Regions from separate parts of the Homo sapiens genome. Here region 1 is linked to region 2. Evidence: read pairs that join two places in POLR2A ChIA-PET (ENCODE). Cell type or tissue: GM12878. All regions are shown on one strand. Each heading gives the region's core, and the rest is flanking DNA. Links, peaks and the distances in the headings are about the cores only.

Region 1 (10,414 bases), core at 3,041-8,040, 150 kb after region 2:
AAAAAAAAAAGTCATCTCCATTAGCAATCGGTGGCCACCAGACAGTTCACAGTCAACTTTTTATAAATCTTCATTTAAGAATTTCAGAAAAGATCACAAGCATGAAACGGCTAGTCTAAAAAACCCATAAACAAGTATCACCTTCTCAGGCACATTGTCTGCACTAGTACCTCATTTATGAGGAACTTAAGCCTCTTATTATTCATTTTAAATCTAGCCCAGATAGTTCCTGGCCCCATATGGACAATAACATTCATTTGATATTTGGCAACATCATTAACTATGCTTCTTTTATATTTTATTATTAAAGGAGCCTTCTTCAGGCTCCTTAAAATTGCTATTTCATTTCATGCTTTAATGAGTTTTACACTTCATAATAAAAAGTCATTTTCCATGCTGGACAACATGGCAAGACCCTGTCTCTACAAAAAATACAAAAACCAGCTGGGTATGGTAGCATGTGTCTGTAGTCCCAGCTGCATAGGAGGATGAGATAGGAGGGTCCCTTGAGCCCAGGAGGCGGAGGCTGCAGTGCGCCAAGATCACACCACTGCAATCCAGACTAGGCAACAGAGTGAGACACTGTCTTTAAAAAAAAAAAAAAAGGCATTTTAAAATTATATTAATGCAGTTGTATTTCTAATTAAAACATTTAATTAACCTGCTTTTATGGTTATAAAATTAACCAATGCACACTTTGGAATCATTATAAAATGCAAAGAATCATGAAAAAAAATAAAAGAAAAATCCATAATTTATCAACTCCAGAAACTACCATTCACATTTTTGTGTACTTTATGCTGGCCTGTTTTCTCTGTAATTATGCAAATAACTATAATTCTTTATGTATCAAATCACAATAATTTCCTCAGATCTTAAAAATGATTCTCTAATTATAAATCACAGTTTACTTAATCTGTGTGATGGTTAATACTGAGTGTCAACTTGATTGGATTGAAGGATACAAAGTACTAATCCTGGGTGTGCCTGTGTGTGTGTTGCCAAGAGATTACATTTGAGTCAGTGGGCTGGGGAAGGCAGGTCCACTGTTAAGCTGGTGGGCACAATCTAATCAGCTTCCATCGAATATAAAGTAGGCAGAAAAACATGAAAAGGGACGGCGGGACTAGCCTCCCAGTCTACATCTTTCTCCCGTGCTGGATGCTTCCTGCCCTCAAACATCAGACTCCAAGTTCTTCAGTTTTGGGACTCGGACTGGCTCTCCTTCCTTCTCAGCTTGCAGATAGCCTATTGTGGGGCCTTGTGAGTTAATACTTAATAAACTATATATATATATATATATATATATATATATATATATCCCATTAATATCCTACATACATATATCTCCTATACATATCCTATTGGGGCGTGTGTGTGTGTGTGTGTGTGTGTATTCCTGTTAGTTCTGTCCCTCTAAGAGAACCCTAATACAATCTGTCGCCACTGTCAAATATTCAAGCTATATTTTTATTCTGCCAAGATTTTTTATCATGAGTGTAAAATTTTATTATTATTATTTTTTTTTGAGAAAGGGACTTGCTTTGTTGCCTAGGCTGGAGTGCAGTGAAGCGATCTCAGCTCATTGCAACCTATGCCTCCCAGACTCAAGTGGTCCTCCAACCTCAGCCTCCCAAGTAGGTGGATCTACAAGCATGTGTCACTATACCTGGCTAATCAAAAAAAAAAAATTTGGGGGGCCGGGCGAGGTGGCTCATGCCTGTAATCCCAGCACTTTGGGAGGCCGAGGCGGGCAGATCACGAGGTCAGAAGATCGAGACCATCCTGGCCAACACAGTGAAACCCCGTCTCTACTAAAAATACAAAAAATTAGCCGGGCACAGTAGCACACAACTGTAATCCCAGCTACTCAGGAGGCTGAGGCAGGAGAATCTCTTGAACCCGGGAGGCAGAAGTTGCAGTGAGCCGAGACTGTGCCACTTGCACTCCAGCCTGGGCAACAGAGTGAGACTCCATCTCAAAAAAAAAAAAAAAAAAAAAAAAAAAAAAAGTTTTTTTGTTTTTTGTTTTTTTTTTTTAAGAGACAGGGTTTTGCCATGTTGCCCAGGCTGGTCTCGAACTCCTGGGCTCAAGCGACCTGCCTGCCTCAGCCTCCCAAAGTGTTGGGATTACAGGCATAAGCCACCATGCCTGGGCTATTGAGTATTTTTTGACACCTATTGAGATAATCATACTTTTTCCCTAATTCTGTTAATATAGTAAATCCCAATGGCTGATTTTCTAATTTTAATTCAAGTTTGCATTCTAATTTTACTATTTTAGTCCAAGTTTGCATTGCTAAAATAAAGACAACTTGGTCATAACATTTTAAGGTATTACATTTTATTTGCTATTACATTATTTCTATTTCTTTGTAATTATATGAAAGAAACTGGCTTATAACTTCTTAAGACAACCGTATCAGGTTTTAGTACTAAATTATACTGGCTTGAAACAAAATAAGCAGTGATCCCTCTTTTTTTCTAACATAGTATATCAAAAGTGTGATAGTAAGACTGGTTTTATTTCTTCCCTAAATATTTAGGGAAGTATAACTGATAAAAGAAGGAATCATAACGGAAATGAGAAAATATTTTGAACTGAATTATAATGTAAATATGAACTACCAAAACTCATAGGATGCACTTACCACTGTACTTAAAGGAAATTTATAATCTTAAATGTGTATTTTACAAAAGAAAGAATGCAATCATCTATATTTCCATCTTGAGAAATTAGATAAATCCAAAGAAACTAGAATCAGGGTTTGTGAAACAAAAGATAGAGAAGGGCTGGATGTGATGGCTCACACCTGTAATCCCAGCACTTTGGGAGGCCAAGTCAGGAGGATCGCTTGAGCCCAGCAGTTCCAAGACAAGGGTCTGGCTCTGTCACCTAGGCTGGAGTACAGTGGCGCAATCTCAGCTCACTGCAACCTCCACCTCCCAGGCTCAAGAGTTCCTTCCACCTCAGCCCCCTGAGCAGCTGATACTACAGCACACGCCACCACACCTGGCTAGGTTTTGTACTTTTTTTTTTTTGTAGGATGGGATTTTGCCATATGGTGCCCAGGCTAAAAAAATTTTTTTTAATTATTGCTATGTAACAAAATACCCCAAAACTCAGTGCCTTAAAACAATAACATGTATTTATCATATGTGGTTGAAGAATTGGAAAGTGGCTTAGCTAAGTCGTGTGGGCCTGGAATCTCTCAAGAGGCTGTACCTGGTCAAGGCTGCAGTTATCTGAAGGCTTGACTGGGCGTGGAGGGTGTGTTTTGAAGGTAACTCATTCTTACGGTTCTAAGTTGACACTTGCTGTTGTTGAAAGGCTTCAGTTCCACACTACATGGGCCTTTCTAGACAGCTCAAGTGAAAAGGCAGTTGGTTTTCCCCTGGTGCAAGATCCAAGAGAGCAAATATGAAGTGGCAGTCTTTTACGACCTAACCTTGAAAAGCATACATTGTCACTTCTACCACAGCCTGTTCCGTTACTCAGGACAGCCCCGTTCAGTGTTGCAGGGGACTATACAAGGGAGTAAATACAAGGAAATAAGGATCATTCAGAGCTATCTTGGAGGCTATGATACAATGCCTTCTCATATGTATACCTTATATAGTCTTCTTCCACAATGACTCTGGATTTGGTCAGGTGACTTTTTTTTTTTTTTTTTTAAGACAGAGTCTTGCTCTGTCGCCCAGGCTAAACTGCAGTGGCATGATCTTGGCTCACTGCAATCTCTGCCTCCCAGGTTCAAGGGATTCTTCTGCCTCAGCCTCCCAAGTAGCTGGGAACTACAGGCACTCGCCACCAAGTCTGGCTAAGTTTTGTATTTTTAGTAGAGACAGGATTTCACCACGTTGGCTGGGTTGGTCTTCAACTCCTGACCTCAGATGATCCACCTGCCTCAGCCTCCCCAAATGCTGGGATTACAGGCATGAGCCTCCATGCCCAGTCCATGTGACTTATTTTGGCCAAACAGACATTAGCAAGCCTGATGCAAGAACAGGCCTGATAAGCATTTGTACGTTGAGATTGCAATGCCCCTATGGGAATGTACCCACCATGCTATTAGGAATCCCAGACTATTCAAAAAACAGAGGCTGTGTATACCACATAGACTACGTGGAAGAGAACTAAGGTGGCCTAATTGAGCTGCCATCTAAACTTAGCCATAAGAGTGACCCTGTAGAAGCAAAGTAGAGCTTCATAAATACACACAACCAAGGGGAGAAAACCTGTGGTGGCTGTGAAGGTCCTGATGCCATGTATGTCAAACTGGTATCTTCCGATGGTCATGAATTTATTGTAAAAAGAGAACATGCAGCGCTAAGCGCGGTGGGTCACAGCACTTTGGGAGGCTGAGGCAGGCAGATCACGAGGTCAGGAGTTCGAGACCAGCCTGACCAACATGGTGAAACCCTGTCTCTACTAAAAATACAAAAATTAGCTGGGCCTGGTGGTGCGCGCCTATAATCCCAGCTACTCAGGAGGCGGGGCAGGAGAATCGCTTGAACCTAGGAGGCGGAGGTTGCAGTGAGCTGAGATCACGCCACTGCACTCCAGCCTGGGCTACAGGAGCAAGACTCCATTTCAAAAAAAAAGAGAGAACATGCACTAACATGAGGAACAATCAAAAGGCCATGCTGAAGCCAAGCACAGTGGCTCATGCTTATAATCCCAGCACTTTGGGAGGCTGAGGAGCGTGGATCACATGAGGTCAGGAGTTCGAGACCATCCTGACCAACATGGTGAAACCCTGCCTCAATCAAAAATACAAAAATTAGCCGGGCATGGTGGCAGGTGCCTGTAGTCCCAGCTACTCGGGAGGATGGGGCAGGAGTAACGCTTGAATCCAGGAGGCAGAGATTGCAGTAAGCCAAGATCGTGCCATTGCACTCCAGCCTGGGTGACAAAAGCAAAACTCCGTCTCAAAACCAAAACCAAAACCAAAACCATGTTGAATGACCCAGATCAGTTTGCTGAGAATGAACTCATTGAGAGCAATTTTAGAGAGGTCTGTTCATGTGTGCTATCAAAAGTATGTATGTATTGTCAAGAATGGTGGCTTGCACTTACAATCTCAGCTACTTGGGAGGCTGAGACAAGATGACTGCTTGAGCCCAGAAGTTCTAGGCTGCAGTGAGCTATGATCATGCCAATGCACTCCAGCCTGGTGACAGAACAAAATGCTACCTCTAGAAAAATAAAATAAAAGTTAAAGCATGCATATATTTTTACCTACGAGATTCACTAAACTAACAGTTCCACTGAAATTTCTGAATTCCCAATTGCACTTGATATTGCACTAGAACCGCTGATGCAGACTTCCCAGATTGTTATTAAATTAAAATAAACTGTTTAAAAAAAAAACCAGTGACCCCAGAAGGCACCACATGGAAAAGAAGGACCACAAAGTCTATTCACAGAATTGAAAGAAACAATTATTCATTTTAAGCCACTAGATTTTGCTTTACCACACAGGAACAGAAATGAAATTCCATTCATTCTTCCCTTTTTTAAATATGTCGTTACTGTGCACATTTTTAATGTGCTGTACTGAGGCAGGAAAGATAAAAGCTACATTTCCTAGATTCCCTTGCAATGGAGTTGAAGTCATAATTCTCGTATAGCCCATCAGAGGCACTTATTCAAGATTTGGAAGGTGAAAGTTCAGAAGAGGTGGTGGTGTAGTTTCTGCTGTTGTCAGCTGGCAAGTATGGAGTGAGCTGTTGTGTGTATGTGTGTGCGGGCAGGCACATACACAGCAGCTTTCTACTAACTGGCTGTTAGTATTGTGAAGATAGAGGGAAGAAGCATCCATTTTGTGCTGGTACTAATCTATTAAACTGTGTGAGGCTCTGTACCAAATTATACCAATGGTGACTTCCTAATCACTGGATTACGGCTAAACGTGTGTCCCTACTTAAGAGCTCCAGGGTGGCTTCCTGATTTTCCCACCTTTCTGATTAGAGCACAGGATTCAGCTCTCCTTGTGGGCCAGCTATACGAAGTGTTCTCGGAGTCTAGTCCTGTAAGCCTGAATTAAGGGTGCTCTTCCAGCAATTCCAAATCACTTTTTAAATAGCAAGTTCCCTGTCTGCTTAAAATAACATAACTAAAGCTTGACTGGTGTTTGAAACATGACTCTGATTTTCTCTCAGATCCTTCAACATGTCAGAATCCCCTGTGCCATTCAGGCCTTTTTAAATGCTATTGGCTCTTTGTAGACTAATCTCTTCTTACCTCATCTAATTTATCATACACTTATGAGAATTAAACAATTTCTTGGTAAGTCTGTGTGAATTTTTTCCTGTGGATTGTGTTTTAATACCCTCTGGCTATTTATCTATTGCGGTCTTAGTATTTCTTTTTTTTTCTTTTTTTTTTTTTTTTTAAGAAATGAGCAGGAAAAAATCAAACTAAGTTTTTTTGCCCACAGCTAGGTTTTTATAATATTGATAAAAAAGAAACACTAACACCAATACTATTAATAATGATTAACATTTACTGAATATTTACCACATTCCAGCACTCTATAAATATTTTTTTGAGACAAATTAACTCAAAATTAAGCATCTTTTCACGTATTTGCCACCTACTCTACGTTTTCTTGGTGACGTGCCTCTCCAAATCTCTTTTCTTTTTTCCTTATGTGTTTTCAGCTGTCATATATTCTGGGTACCAATCCTTTATCAGATACGTATATTGCAAATATTTTCTCCCAGTCTGAGGCTTGTCTTTAACAGCATAGAAAAATTTAATTGATGAAGGATTTAACGTAATCTAACTTTATCAATTATTTTCTTTTATGGTTTGTGCTTTGTGTGTCCTACCTAAGAAATCATTACCTAACCAAAAGTTGTAAAGATTTTCTCCGCTGTGGTATTGATTGATTGATTGATTGACTGATTGGGACGGAGTCTCACTCTGTTGCCTAGGCTGGAGTGCAGTGGCACAATCTCGGCTCAATGCAACCTCCTGCCTCAGCCTCCCAAGTAGCTGGGATTACAGGTGTGCACCACCACACCCAGCTACTTCCAGTAGAGATGGGGTTTTGCCATGTTGGCCAGGCTGGTCTCAAACTCCTGGCCTCAAGTGATCTACCCGCCTTGGCCTCCCAAAGCGCTGGGATTATAGGCGTGAGCCACCGCGTCTGGCCTTCCGATGTGTTCTTGGAAAAGTTTTATAGTTTTAGGTTTTTATATGTATGTCTATATTCATTCTGAGTTAATTTCTGTATGTACTGAAAGCTTTTGGGTCGAGGTGTTCAAGCCTCATTTCTAGAAAAGACTATTCTTTCTCTTTTTCTACAGGATTGTTTTGGCATCTTTGTTGAAAAAAACTGCTATACCATGTAGGCCTATTTCTGGACTCTGTTGTGTTCCTATTTTCTGTGCCCTTTTACCAATACCACATAGCTTTGATTACTGTAGCTTTATTAAAAAGTTTTGAAATCAGGTAGTATGTGAATCATCCAACTCAACATAAAAATGAGGAAAAGATCTGAACAGACTTAACAAGAGAAACATACACTGGAGGTAGATATATAAAATGGTACAACCACTTCAGATAACTGTATGGCAGTTCTTCATAAAATTTAAAGATGCATTTAACATTTAAGCCAAAAATTCCATTCTTAAGAATTTACTGAAAACATTTCACACAAATACAAGTACGTGTTCCTAACAGCTTTATTCAGCATATCACAAAACTGAAAATAACCAACTGTCCTTCAAAAGGTAAATGGATAAATCCATTGTGGTATACCCATACAAAAGACTTCTAATTCGCGATAAAAGGAACCTGACAGAAGCAAGGCGCAAATGGGGAGCAGAGAGGACTAAAAAGCAAAAGGAGGAAACTTATGAGGGTGATAAGTTCACTTTAATTGAAGTGATGGTTTCAATGCTGTGTATGTATGTCAAAACTTGTCAGGTTGTTATTCCCCGACAGCAATTCTCTGACACCAAATAGGTGTCCTACATTTCAATTCAGTTCTGACACTACCCACCTTAGCGCAGAACCCCACAGGCAAAGTTCTTCCCAAGACTGCCTCCACTTCCGATGCCAGCCCCAATTCTCAGGGACAACTTCCATTTCTGACAGACCAGCTATAAATTTCAGGTTTCCTATAGCCTCCTCAGGTTTAAAAATTTGCTAGAATAACTCACAGAACTCAATGAAAGCACTATATTTATTATTTATTATTTATCTATTTGAGACAGTTTCGCTGTCACCCAGGCTGGAGTGCAGTGGCACAACCGTGGCTCATTATAACCTCCGCCTCCTGGGTTCAAGTGATTCTCATGCCTCAGCCTGCCCTAATAGCTGGGTGCATACCACCACATCTGGCTAATTTTTTTTATTTTTAGTAGAGACGGGGTTACATCATGTTGGCCAGGCTGGTCTCAAACTCCTGCCCTCAGGTGATCTTCCCACCTTGGCCTCCCAAAGTGCTGGTTCACACATTACAGGTGTGAACCACTGCACCTGGCCTGAAAGCACTATGTTTACTGTCACAGTTTTATTATAAAGGAAATACTTGGAAGCCTAAACAAGATTGAGCCTGCTCGATCTTGGATGGTAGATCACTGGGGAATACCAGGTGCTGTGAGCTAGAAGGAAAAAGAAAGAAACAGAAAATAACAAGGTGGAAGAAAAGTATGTAACTCAAGAACAGTCAAACTGAAGAGACACATCAGCCAAAGTCTTGGGGGTGAAGAGGGGTGTGTGGATGGGATGGGGACACAGAGCTTCGTATACTCTTCTCATTGAATCTGGACATGTAATCCTCCCAGCATATCACTGTGTTCACCAACCACTAACCTCCCCTGAGCTTTAGTGTTCACAGGATTCACTGGGCTTTATGACGCAGGCATGAATGATAAAATCAAGACTGAACTCAATCTCCAGCCTCCCTCTTCTCCTGGGAGAAAGTTTCAATCCTCTAATTTAAGTGACCAGCCCCATCCTGAAGCTATCTAGTGGCACTGCCAGGAGCTGCCTCATTAGCGTAACAAAGACACTCTCACTTGGGAAATTCCAAGGGTTTTTGAGGCTCTGTGCCAAGAATCAGAACAAAGATCAGATCGATTATTATATGTCATATAATTTAAATATGTCCAAATTATTGTTCAGTAATTCAATTACACCTCAATACAGCTATTAAAAATTTTTTTTAATTTTATTTTTTGAGAAAGGTTCTCACTTTGTCGCCCAGGCTGGACTGCAGTGGTGTGATCAGGGATTACAACAGCCTCAACCTCCCTGGCTCAAGTGATCCTCCTGCCTCGGTCTCCTGAGTAGCTGGGACCACAGACGAATGCCACCATGTGCAACTAATTTTTATTTATTATTATTGGTAGAGATGGGGTCTTGTTATGTTGCCTAGGCTGGTCTCCAACTCTTGGCCTCAGGTGATTCTCCTGCCTTGACTTCCCAAAGTGGTGTAAGCCACTGTGTCCAGCCAAATGAACTTTTTGTAAGTCCAACATAGCAAATGAGAACTCTCACTCACTTTTTAATTGAAATGTAAATTGGTAGAACCACTTTGCTGCTTTCAGTTAAGTAGAAGACATACATGCCCAATGATTCAACAATTTCACCTCTGGTGGTGCCCTAAAGCAGCTAGAGTATGTATACAAGGATGACTGGAGTGTTAAGTTTAGCCTAAAGCTGCTTCCTTGCATAAATTCAGCCTAAAGGATTCTCCATACATAGTGAGCTGTACCTAACCAGATTGTAAAAAGACTGTAACCTACTCTCCTACCAATCACACAGAATTGTGGCCAATCACAGGTGGCTGACTGTTCAAACCGTGATCAAATAAGGCAAACACTGAGCTGTAACCAATTCACCTATTTCTATACCTCACTTTCGTTTTCTGTATATCACTTTCCTTTTTCTGTCCATAAATGTTATCTGACCACTTGGCAGCTCTGGAACTGTTCTGAACCTACTCAAGTTTGGAGGGGGCTGCCCAGTTTGTGAATCATTCTTTGCTCAATTAAATTCTGTTAAATTTAATGTGTCTGGGCCGGGCACGGTGGCTCACACCTGTAATCCTAGCACTTTGGGAGGCCGAGGTGGGTGGATCACCCGAGGTCAGGAGTTGAAGACCAGCCTGGCCAACATGGTGAAAACCCATCTCTACTAAAAATACAAAAATCAGCCAGGCGTGGTGGCAGGTGCCTGTAATCCCAGCTACTCGGGAGGCTGAGGCAGGAGAATCACTTGAACCGGGAGGCGGAGGTTGTAGTGAGCCAAGATCGTGCCACTGCACTCCAGCCGGGGTGACAGAGCAAGACTCTGTCTCAAAAAATACATATATATATATGTCTGAAGTTTTTATTTTAACAACAGCAATGTGGTTTGTAAAAGCCAAAAAACTACAAGTGAAAAATGTCAATAG
Region 2 (10,414 bases), core at 2,305-7,304:
GAGAATCCCTTGGGCCCAGGAGGTCGAGGCTGCAGTGAGCGATAGTCATGCCACTGCACTCCAGCCTTGGTGATAGAGCAAGACCCTGTCTCAAAAAAAAAAAAAAAAAAAAAAAAAAGGAAAATAAGAGAAAATCTAGTTTTGGTAAACATATTTTCTGTTTTCAAAGTCAGTGATTTTTTTATTTTTACTAATTACTGTCATTGATTTTAGAAGCTTTCCATGCACTGCAAATGTAAATCAACTTACAGAAAAGAAACAAGGTGTTAATTCCCAGTATAAAGAGTGAATGATTCAGTATTGTTTAAATGTTTCCTTGAGATTTAATTTCCTGTCCCCTTTTCTTCTCTACAGAATGCAGTAATAGTGGCCTTGTCTTCAAAATCATGGGATGTAGAGACTGCAACAGAATTGCTTCTGAGTAACTGAGGCATAGAGAGCTGCTGATATAGTCAAGCTTGCCTCTTCTTGAGGAGCACCAACATCTGTTATTTTTAGGATTCTGCATAGATTTCTTTTAAACTGGCATTCTTGCCTAATGATGTTATCTAGGCACCATTGGAGACTGAAAAAAAAAAATCCCTGCTCTGTAAATAAAGCTAATTAAACGTCTGTGTAAATTTAAAAAGGGGAAATACTTTAATTTTTTTTCTTAATAGTGTAAAAATTCCCTGAGCTAAGCTAAAACCATGGAAGAAACATGCTACTTTAGTGTTTAGCAGTGTACCAAGACTAGCAAGAGTTTGCTTCAGGATTTTGTTGAATAATTAAGATAATATTTTGAGTGTGTCAGGGCCATTCAAATTGTTGGTGTTGCATCACAGCTACCTTAACTGTTTTTAACATGGATCCTCTGTGCCTGTGAATTTACTTGCATGCTTGTACTTGACTTCTTAGGATGGGTAGCTGAAAAGACCACCATTTTAAGCATTTGAGAATTCTTAAATATGAAATTTATTCAGAATTGAAGATGGTGACCTATTCAGAGCCTTTTTGTCCTTGTCAACAGACTGGGACAGTGTCTGATTCCCCCTTCACCCCCCCCACCCCCGCCTTGCCACACACAGCTAATATTCTAATGGTAAATTTCTCTGTATCAGGTGGGGAAATGTGCTGAAGGACAGTATGTATCCCTTGCTTCATTTTTAGGTCGTAGGTTTGGAATGTCTTGTCCCAGTTCTTCAAACACTCTTAAATTTTTCTTAAGTAATGTAAAAATGGAACTGCCAATTTTATTTCTCTTGCAAAAATAGTAAATACTTGATGTTACATTATTCCCAGGTTTAATGAAAGAACCCAACTTAGTTTTTCAGTGAATTTGACACCTATTTTTTAGTGATGAAATTTTTCTTTGAGAACTGGCAAGGATGCAGTCAGCTGTTTGCAGTTTTTAGCCTGATTTTGGGGTCTATAGAGATTGCTTTATTGGATACTTCAAGTCATTCTTGCTTGCACTTCCCCTATTGACACATGAAAGCTGTGTTGGTGTTTTATTGTACATACTTCAGATGCACATAGGAATAGAAGTGTGTTATAAATCTAGCTTTCTTTATGATGTTTCTGATAATACGAGAATTGAAAACTTTACCTTCTCTTGTACATAGTCAGACTATTTGTATTAAATTTACATTTCATTCTAAGTTCAAAAGTTTGAAAATTATTAGTTTTGCAAGATCACACACTAATGTAACCATTTTATGAAGGTTGAAGTGGATTTATGCAGGCAGTTCTATATATAGAAATACAATTCTTTTTAAATTTTTAGGACCAATACAAAATAACAAAAATGTAATGGAATCAGACTGAATTAAAGTAAGGCTGTATATTGAAAGTCATATTATAAAAGGTTTGCTTTCTTTAAGTGTTATTTATCTTAAATTATAATCGTTAAATGTTTGGAAGATAATTTTTGAATCATAACGTCAGCATAACTTCATTTGACTTCTCAATAATCTTGATACTAGAAGCAATAAAAGAACCATTATTAAATATATTGTAATGTTAAAGATGTGAAGGTTCTTCCAAAAATTTGTAAGGCTTTCCTAATTAACAGTAAACTCTTATAGCTGATATTATTACATACTAAACACAAGTTGCTGTTTTTTCCCCATATGTTTGCTTACGCATGTCTTTATACAATCACCTCTTTTTATTGCTGTAGTTTATTTTCTAAAGATGCCAAAGGAAACAAGATTTTTCTTTATTTATTTTAAATACCTGAAACCTCGTACTTTATATTTTGAAGTAAGGTGGGATTGTGTGAAAATGTGGATGGTTTTTCTCCAGTGTTGGTTAGAACTACTTTTTTTAAGTGGAGGGCAACTTGGTAGTATTAGTAGAATTTGGGTTTAAAAATATCAGACACATCTACCCAGTTTATTTTTTGCCTGTATTATCAGGGTATATTTAATTGTCCTGTGGTTAAACAAAGGTGAGAGAGCTCAGAGGTTTCTAAAGGTCAAGCATTTTACATATATACATACATACATGCTCTTGGAGGCAGCTATATCCTGCTTTGATTTTTATGCACATGAGCCCTATAGGGTTATATACTCATCTAACTACACTTCAGCATCCCCAGTGCCCAAGAAATTGGAAAGTACAATATTTGGTTTGAGACATTCTTCATAAAAGATTCTTTATTATAAAAATTTACCTCATTTACATTTAATGTGATGATCTTTTTTTTCCTTTCTGGTATATTTCCCACTGTACTGTTTGGTTTTTGTTATTCTCTTGTCTGTGGGTAGATTTAGTTACCCAAACATAGAAACTAAAGCAATTGCTTTTTTCCTCTGGTCTTAAATATGTTTGGACAAAAAGACACTAAAAGGTCAGGCCTAGGGGAAAAGTACCCTGGTGGAAATTATTTTTGTAATTCTTAATATTTTTGAGTTGGCTCCGTTTGTCAGTTTTAAAAGCCTCAAAAATTATGTTAAAAAAAAAATCCAGTGAAATCCCATTTAGGGCAGGCCGATTTGTTAGAAGTCACTGATGCTCCAGTAGGCTTTTGTTATAATCAGGCCTGTTTCCTGAGTATGTGCCTCTTTTAAAAGAAGAAATAATTAGCTGTATAGTATTTCAGTACTGATGAATGAATGAATGAATGAATGGCAGTTAGTGGACCCAAATAAGTATTCAGTGGTATATAAATATTTGAGGAACTAGGTACTGAATTAGGTGCTCTGAGTTGGCACCCCGAAATGTTTGGAATCACGACTATGATTTACTTAAACACGTAACACATTCAAGGATATATAAATGGAGTCTAAGTATTTTGCTTTTGAAGAGAATAATCTATGAAATGGAAGACTTGATTTTTTTTTTCATTTTTTAGAAGTAATACACATTTATGATTGTTGGCACATAAAACTATGCAAAATAATTCTTTTTAAGTATCTGTAAGAAAGAATTGGCAGTTTAAACGGATTTTGCTTATTTATGCACTACAGAATGCAGCATACTGTATTACTGTTGAGGCTGCTTAATAAGTTTACCAATGTGAAAAGCAGATCTTGGGTATAAGTGTATGCCTGATTTGAGCTTTTAAAACTGTGCAGTAGGTGTATGGTAATGTTTTACAATCCTATGTAGCAAAATAGGAAATTATGAATTTTTGTTGTTATTGTTTTAAAGATTTAAGATGGATTGGGGTAGGGAACAGCTGGAGCCAGGTATACCTTCTAGTATGTAGAGGGAAACAATGTTTAGATAGGAAAAAGGAAGCCGTCTGTTTACAGTTAACTTTATTTCATGGACTTCTACAAAATGTTGTATTAATCACTTTTTCTAGTTCAAGGAATTTCAATTCCAGGGTACAAACCATTGATTTAAAAATTACGTTTCCATTCTTTTTAGTATCAGTTTAAAGTAAATGCTTACCATCAGCCAGTTGCTGTCACTGGGAAGAAGGCAACTTGAAGTATTTACTGATAAAATAGCCTTTATTCCCAAGTGTGACTTTTCTTCAGTGTCTACATATTATGTCACACGTTCTATTTGCACTGCTGCAATATAGATCAAAGATCTTGTGGCATAGGGGTAGGGGAGTGTTAGTATCTCCCTTGTCCCATTTGTTCTGTTACTGCTTCATTGGACTGATACACCCTCATGAACTTGCAATCACCTAAATGGAAGTCTTGAATGTGTCACCTTTTGCTTGGTTATTTCAACCATGCTGCTATATATAATCAGGTGTGGCACAGTTTGTCAGTTTGATTATAGGTGTGAGTGGATAGAAATCATTACACTGTGCTGTTAACGATCCTTGTCTGCTTGCTGTTACCTACTTTTTACAGGCATCATAATAAAAGCTAGACTATTTCTTTGGGGGGAAAGAGACTTATTTAATGTAATTTAAAAAACTTTTCCAATAGAAAATGAAATATTATTGAAAATAATATCTATTTTTTAGCTTTCAGCAATTGATGGTGCTTTGTTGTGGTGTCTGCTGGAAGTCTACTGCCATTATAGGGAACCTTGCTTGTTAGCTTCTCTAGATCTCTATTCTAAACAATCTGTTAGTGATGATAAATTCTGTAGGAGGGTCTATTCTGAGCCGTTAACTTCCTGTAAGGGGAAAATGGGTGGGTTACCAGAAATACCATTGAAGCAGGGTGGGCTGTGGGGTGGAAGGTTGGGGTATTTGTCTTGAGAATTAAAAACTACGAAACACTTTTGTACACAACTGATTTTTTAAAAAATAAACACATTTTTAAAGATGTTGAATTTTTCCCCCCTTATTGGGAATTCTTAAAAATAAATGCATGCATGTTTTCCCCTGAAAATGGTTTATATCTTATTTCTGGGTGCTCATCTGTGGACAAGCAATTAAGTCTTACTCTAAATAAGAACCAGGCAGATATTTCTCCTTCACAAATTTCATAGTGATTGACATATAAATGCAGTAAGTTGTATCAGATCTTTGAATTTAAAAACATTGAAATTTAGTTCTAATTAAATTTACTAAAAGAACATATTTGCTTAGGTTCTAATCCAAAATTTAGAGTAATTAAGAGTTAGTTAAGTAATACTTTGTATTCTGTTTCCATATATGCTTTCTGGAAAGTTGCTCGGTACTGTCAAAAAGACTGAATTGTTTCAGAAAGTCCAGGGTTTAATCCCAGCTTTTACTCAAGAGCAGAGAGCCTGGACTTTTCTGAGCCTCAGTTTCCTCATCTAGGTAAGATATTTGCCCAGTACTTCGTAGCGTGTTGGTGAAGATCAAATTAAATGATTGATGTAGCTATAAAACTACTTAATTGTATAGACGTTAATATAATTCTAACACTAAATTTTGGCTAAACTATGAAAGTATTACTCTGTTCCTAATCTGAAACCACCAAGAGGATACCTTGTTTGAAAATTGTGGTTTGGCAAAGTAGCTATTTTTTGTTATGTCTGACTATTTCAAAGGTCCATTGATTGGTTATTATCTGTAGATTGACCCTTCCTCCATAAATGCTGATAATTAGAAGACACTTTGTCAGGGTTTGTACAAATTATTTTACATGGCAAAACTGATCGTGTCTTTATGGTATTTGTAACCAACTCACAGCAGGCCTATAGGTTTCTTTGCCAAGAAATGGAATTCCTCCTGACCTGGAATATCAATATAAAGTGTTCTTTTTGTGGAGTAAGACTGGGTCTTTAGGTACTAAAAATCCAGGATAACAAATAGAATTCAAAGCTGGGTGTGGTGGCTCACACCTGTAATCCCAACACCTGGGGGGGCAGAGGCAGGTGGATCATCTGAGGTCAGGAGTTAGAGACAAGCCTGGCCAACATGGTTAAACCCCATCTCTACTAAAACCAAATATTAGCTGGGCATGGTGGTGCGCGCCTGTAATCCCAGCTACTCTGGAAGCTGAGGCAGGAAAATTGCATGAAAACCTGGGGAGCGGAGATTGCAGTGAGCCAAAATTGCACCACTGCACTCCAGCCTGGGCAACAGAGTGAGAATTTAAGGAGCTCTCATGCCCTGGCAATAGATACTCAAATTTAAAGAGCATCAGACATTTGGCACTTGTTTTGTTTTGATCATCAGTGAATTAGTTTTCCAGTGAATAATATGAAAATTATTAAGGATAACTTTCTTAAGGTATCAGATAAAGTCAAATGGCAAAGTTTGCAAAATGACACAAATTCAGGATAATTGCTGAAGTGATTATTAGCTGGAGCATGGTTGATTATCTTTGCCAGTGTGGTGGCTCACAACTGTAATCCCAACACTTTCGGAGGCTAAGGAGGGAGGATCACTTAAGCCCAATTGGAGGCTGCAGTGAGCCATGATCCACCACTGCACATCAGAATGGGCAACAGAACAAGACCCTGCCTCCAAATAAAATTAAAAAAAAAAAAAAATTATTCCAGTCCTGGTATGGTGGCTCACGCCTGTAATCCCAACACTTTGGGAGGCTGAGGTGGGTGGATCACAAGGTCAGGAGTTCGAGACCAGCCTGACCCACATTGTAAAACCTCGTCTCTACTAAACATACAAAACAAAAATTAGCCGGGCGTGGTGGCGCGCGCCTATAATCCCAGCTACTCTGGAGGCTGAGGCAGGAGAATCACTTGAATCCGGGAGGTGGAGGTTGCAGTGAGCTGAGATTGCACCATTGCATTTCAGCCTGGGCGACAGGGCGAGACTCTGTCTCAAAAAAAAAAAAAAATTAGGCCAGGCGCAATGGCTAACGCCTGATCCCACCTGTAATCCCAGCACTTTGGGAGGCCGAGGGGTCACCTGAGGTCGGGAGTTTTACACCAGCCTGGCCAACATGGCGAAACCCCGTCTCTACTAAAAATACAAAAATTAGCTGGGCATGGTGGCAGGCACTTGTAATTCCAGCTACCCGAGAGGCTGAGGCAGGAGAGTCACTGGAACCCGGGAGGCAGAGGCTGCAGTGAGCCGAGATCGTGCCATTGCACTCCAGGCTGGGCAACAAGAGTGAAACTCCGTCTCAGAAAAATGACTGTTATTCCAAATAAACTCATTGCTTTTAAAAAGTCAGTAGTAAGAGTTCATAGTGAAAAAAACTAATTCTCTACCAAACTTTACTACTAGTACACAGAACAGTTTTTAAATAATGGATTTTTGTTTTTAGGTTACCTCCAGGTCACTAAATAATATGCTTATTCCTGTTTAAGTAACTCATTTCTGTTCTGTCAGTTACACCTAGTTATCTCTTGACTCCATGTTTTTATCCCCAACTTTATCTTCACTCAGCAATGGAGTTTAGGTTAAAGGAGGGCTGTCAATGCAGAAAACCTTGAGAAAATCACATGGTTTTGGGGGCAAGTATGTATAGTTAAGGGGCATCCACTCACTGAAGTAAAATTGCTTTGGACTGAGGGCAGAGGAAAGGAAAATGAGTAACTGCAACAAGGGGACTATGGTACCTAGATAAAGGTAGTAATTAGAAGATTAAGAGATAGGCTGGGTGCCGTGGCTCATGCCTGTAATCCCAACACTTTGGGAGGCCAAGGCAAGTGGATCACTTGAGGTCAGGAGTTCAAGACCAGCCTGGCCAACATGGTGAAACCCTGTCTCTACTAAAAATATAAAAATCAGGCCGGGCGCAGTGGCTCATGCCTGTAATTTCAGTACTTTGAGAGGCTGAGGCGGGCAGACTACATGAGGTCAGGAATTCGAGACCAGCCTGGCCAACATGGTGAAACCCTGTCTCTACTAAAAATACAAAAATTGTAGACGAGTGTGGTGACGTGCGCCTGTAGTCTCAGCTACTTGGGAAGTTGAGACAGGAGAATTGCTTGAATAGGCAGAGGTTGCAATGAGCCAAGATTGTGCCACTGCACTCCAGCCCACTCCAGCCTGGGAGACAGAGTGAGACTCCGTTTCAAAATAAAAATAAAAATACAACAGTCAGCCAAGTGTGGTGGTGGGCATCTGTAGTCCCAGCTACTCTGGCGGCTGAGTCAGGAGAATCGCTTGAACCCCAGGAGCGGAGGTTGCAGTGAGCCAAGATCATGCTACTGCACTTCAGCCTGGGCAACAGTGAGAGTTCGAGACCAGCCTGGCCAACATGGTGAAACTCCATCTGTACTAAAAATACAAAATTAGTCGGGCTTGGTGGTGTGCGTCTGTAGTCCCAGCTACTCGGGAGACTGAGGCAGGAGAATCGCTTGAACCCGGGAGGTGGAGGTTGCAGTGCGCTGAGATCGCGCCACTGCACTCCAGCCTGGGCGACAGAGCAAGACTGTCTCAAAAAAAAAAAAAAGATTAAGAGATAGGCGAGAGAGATTATAAAAAGAACAAAAAGGCAAGGTGTGGTAAAAGAAAATCAGGTTATGAACCTATTGAGGGCAGAGTAGGAAGGATAAAAGTGCCTATGTGGGAAGATTCTGTGTAGAGAGTACAGCTAAAAATCTTGGCCCCAAATGCTTTGTTAATCCTTTTAATTTGTTAAAAATCATTAAAGGGTCGGGCGCAGTGGCTCATGCCTGTAATCCCAGCGATTTGGGAGGCCGAGGTGGGCGGATCACCTGAGGTCGGGAGTTCGAGACCAGCCAGGCCAGCATGGTGAAACCCTGTCTCTACTAAAAATACAAAAATTTAGCTGGGCATGGTGGCAGGCGCCTGTAATCCCAGCTACTCAGGAAGCGGAGGCAGGAGAATCGCTTGACCCCAGGAGGCGGAAGTTGCAGTGAGCCACGATCACGCCATTGCACTCCAGCCTAGGCAACAGAGGGAGACTCCATCTCAAAAATAAATAAATTGTTAAAGTCCAGTTGATTAAAATGTTGCCAGTACTGCTTTCTGTCCCCTATTCAGTGCAGTAAAACTCTCTTCAGGCTCATGCCTGTAATCCCAGCACTGTGGGAGGCTGAGGCAGGTGGATTGCTTGAGCCGAGGAGTTAAGACCAGCCTGGGAAACATGCTGAAATTCTGTCTCTACAAAAAAATTAGCCAAAAATTAGTCGGGCAGGGTGATGGTCGCCTGTAGTCCCAGGTACTCAGGAGACTGAGATGGGAGGATCACCTGAGCCCAGGAGGTCGAGGCTACAATGGGCAGTGATTGCATCACTGCACTCTAGCCTGGACAAAGTGCAAAGCAAGACCCTGTCTCCAAAAAAGAAAACTCTTCACTGGGCCTTTTCTCTTTGGGAAGCTTCCTCTTTTCCCAAGGGTAACTTATTGTACTCTTTACTACTTTCCATTGTCTTATTTCAGTTTTTTTTTTTCCTTCATCTAGATGTTCTTCCCTTCAGTACTTCATCCCCTAAACTATTTAAATATGTTTGTGTATTTCTCCTCTTTTCCCTACTCTGTTTCCCATCGCATTTGAAAAATACTGCATCCTGAATAGATTGCTTCCTTATCCTTTTCTTTTCTTTTCTTTTCTTTTTTTTTTTTTGAGACGGAGTTTGCTCACGTTTCCCAGGCTGGAGTGCAATGGCTCGATCATGGCTCACCACAACCTCCACCTCCCGGGTTCAAGCGATTCTCCTGCCTCAGCTGGGATTACAGGCATGTGCCACCATGCCTGGCTAATTTTTTATTTTTAGTAGAGACGGAGTTTCTCCATGTTGGTCTTGAACTCTTGACCTCAGGTGATCCCGCCTGCCTCGGCCTCCCAAAGTGCTGGGATTTACAGGTGTGAGCCACCATGCCTGGCCCCTTTTCTTGTTCTTTGTCTCTTACAGTTTGGGCCTGGCCTGCATCATGATACTAAAATTGGTCTGAAAATTCTGCTGCCCTTCCAGATTATGATGACTGGCATTGTCAAACTAAGAACTCAGGTTTTCTCTCTTAAACTGCTTGCTTTGCTTTTATTTTCCTAAGCAATTTTAGTAATAAAAATGTGCTCATTTCAGAAATCATAAGCTGTATGAATTCACTTAGTATTCTGAAGTATTCTTTCAGTGTACTATTTTTAGCTCAGTAAAAGTGAGCTAATACTCCAGCTGGGCATATAATTGTTAATATTCATCTTTTAAAAACATGGAAATTATAGTTCTTTAAAGTTTCTTTACATAAACATTTGAATGACTATAAGGAGACCATTGAGTAGGGCTGCCATATTTTATGGCAGTTAACCTATTAGGTATCTAGATTGTTTCTGATTTTTCTCTATTACAATATTGGTCCATGGACTTCTGATTAAACATGGTGGATAGCACAAATGTTTTAATACTATAGTTGTGTCTTGAGACTTAAGCAAAATGACATTTAGAGATACAAAGCTCTAAGGACAAAGAATGGTAGATAAAAGGTCAAAATACTTTTAGAAGATGGAAAGTGGACGGAAAATATGTACTGACATAGTACAGTAGAGCAAGTTCAAACCTAATTGTAGGAATACTGATTAGAAGCAAGCCAGTTTACTCCTTACAACTTAGAACTAGACAGTGGAGAAAAACAGGCCCTACAGAATGACTGAGAATGGAGATTGGT

The links. ChIA-PET counts read pairs that join two places held together with the same protein. Peaks named below come from ENCODE experiments on the same cell type or tissue, not always from the same donor. Only the 100,000 strongest peaks of a DNase experiment are listed, where the experiment ranks them.
Region 1: POLR2A ChIA-PET joins it to region 2 with 5 read pairs; 2 of 35 experiments call an interaction of 5 or more read pairs at or near these places.

Annotation. Positions count from the first base shown.
Region 1 is chr4:39,928,236-39,938,649 of GRCh38, forward strand. All of the region lies in intron 2 of PDS5A (PDS5 cohesin associated factor A), which reads right to left. It also overlaps the pseudogene RNA5SP159. Among named protein-coding and RNA genes, the nearest start is that of PDS5A, 44 kb to the right of the region's middle. In GM12878, for the core only: no CTCF peak of the experiment used is centred there; DNase peaks (open chromatin) are centred at 3,424 and 4,973; H3K4me3 peaks cover 670 bases; H3K27ac peaks cover 3,004 bases.
Region 2 is chr4:39,778,006-39,788,419 of GRCh38, forward strand. It overlaps UBE2K (ubiquitin conjugating enzyme E2 K), which reads left to right. Exons shown (of 7, transcript NM_005339.5): 7 at 355-4,787. The coding sequence ends at 429. Among named protein-coding and RNA genes, the nearest start is that of UBE2K, 85 kb to the left of the region's middle. RefSeq lists enhancers at 8,072-8,573, 8,574-9,073. In GM12878, for the core only: no CTCF peak of the experiment used is centred there; no DNase peak of the experiment used is centred there.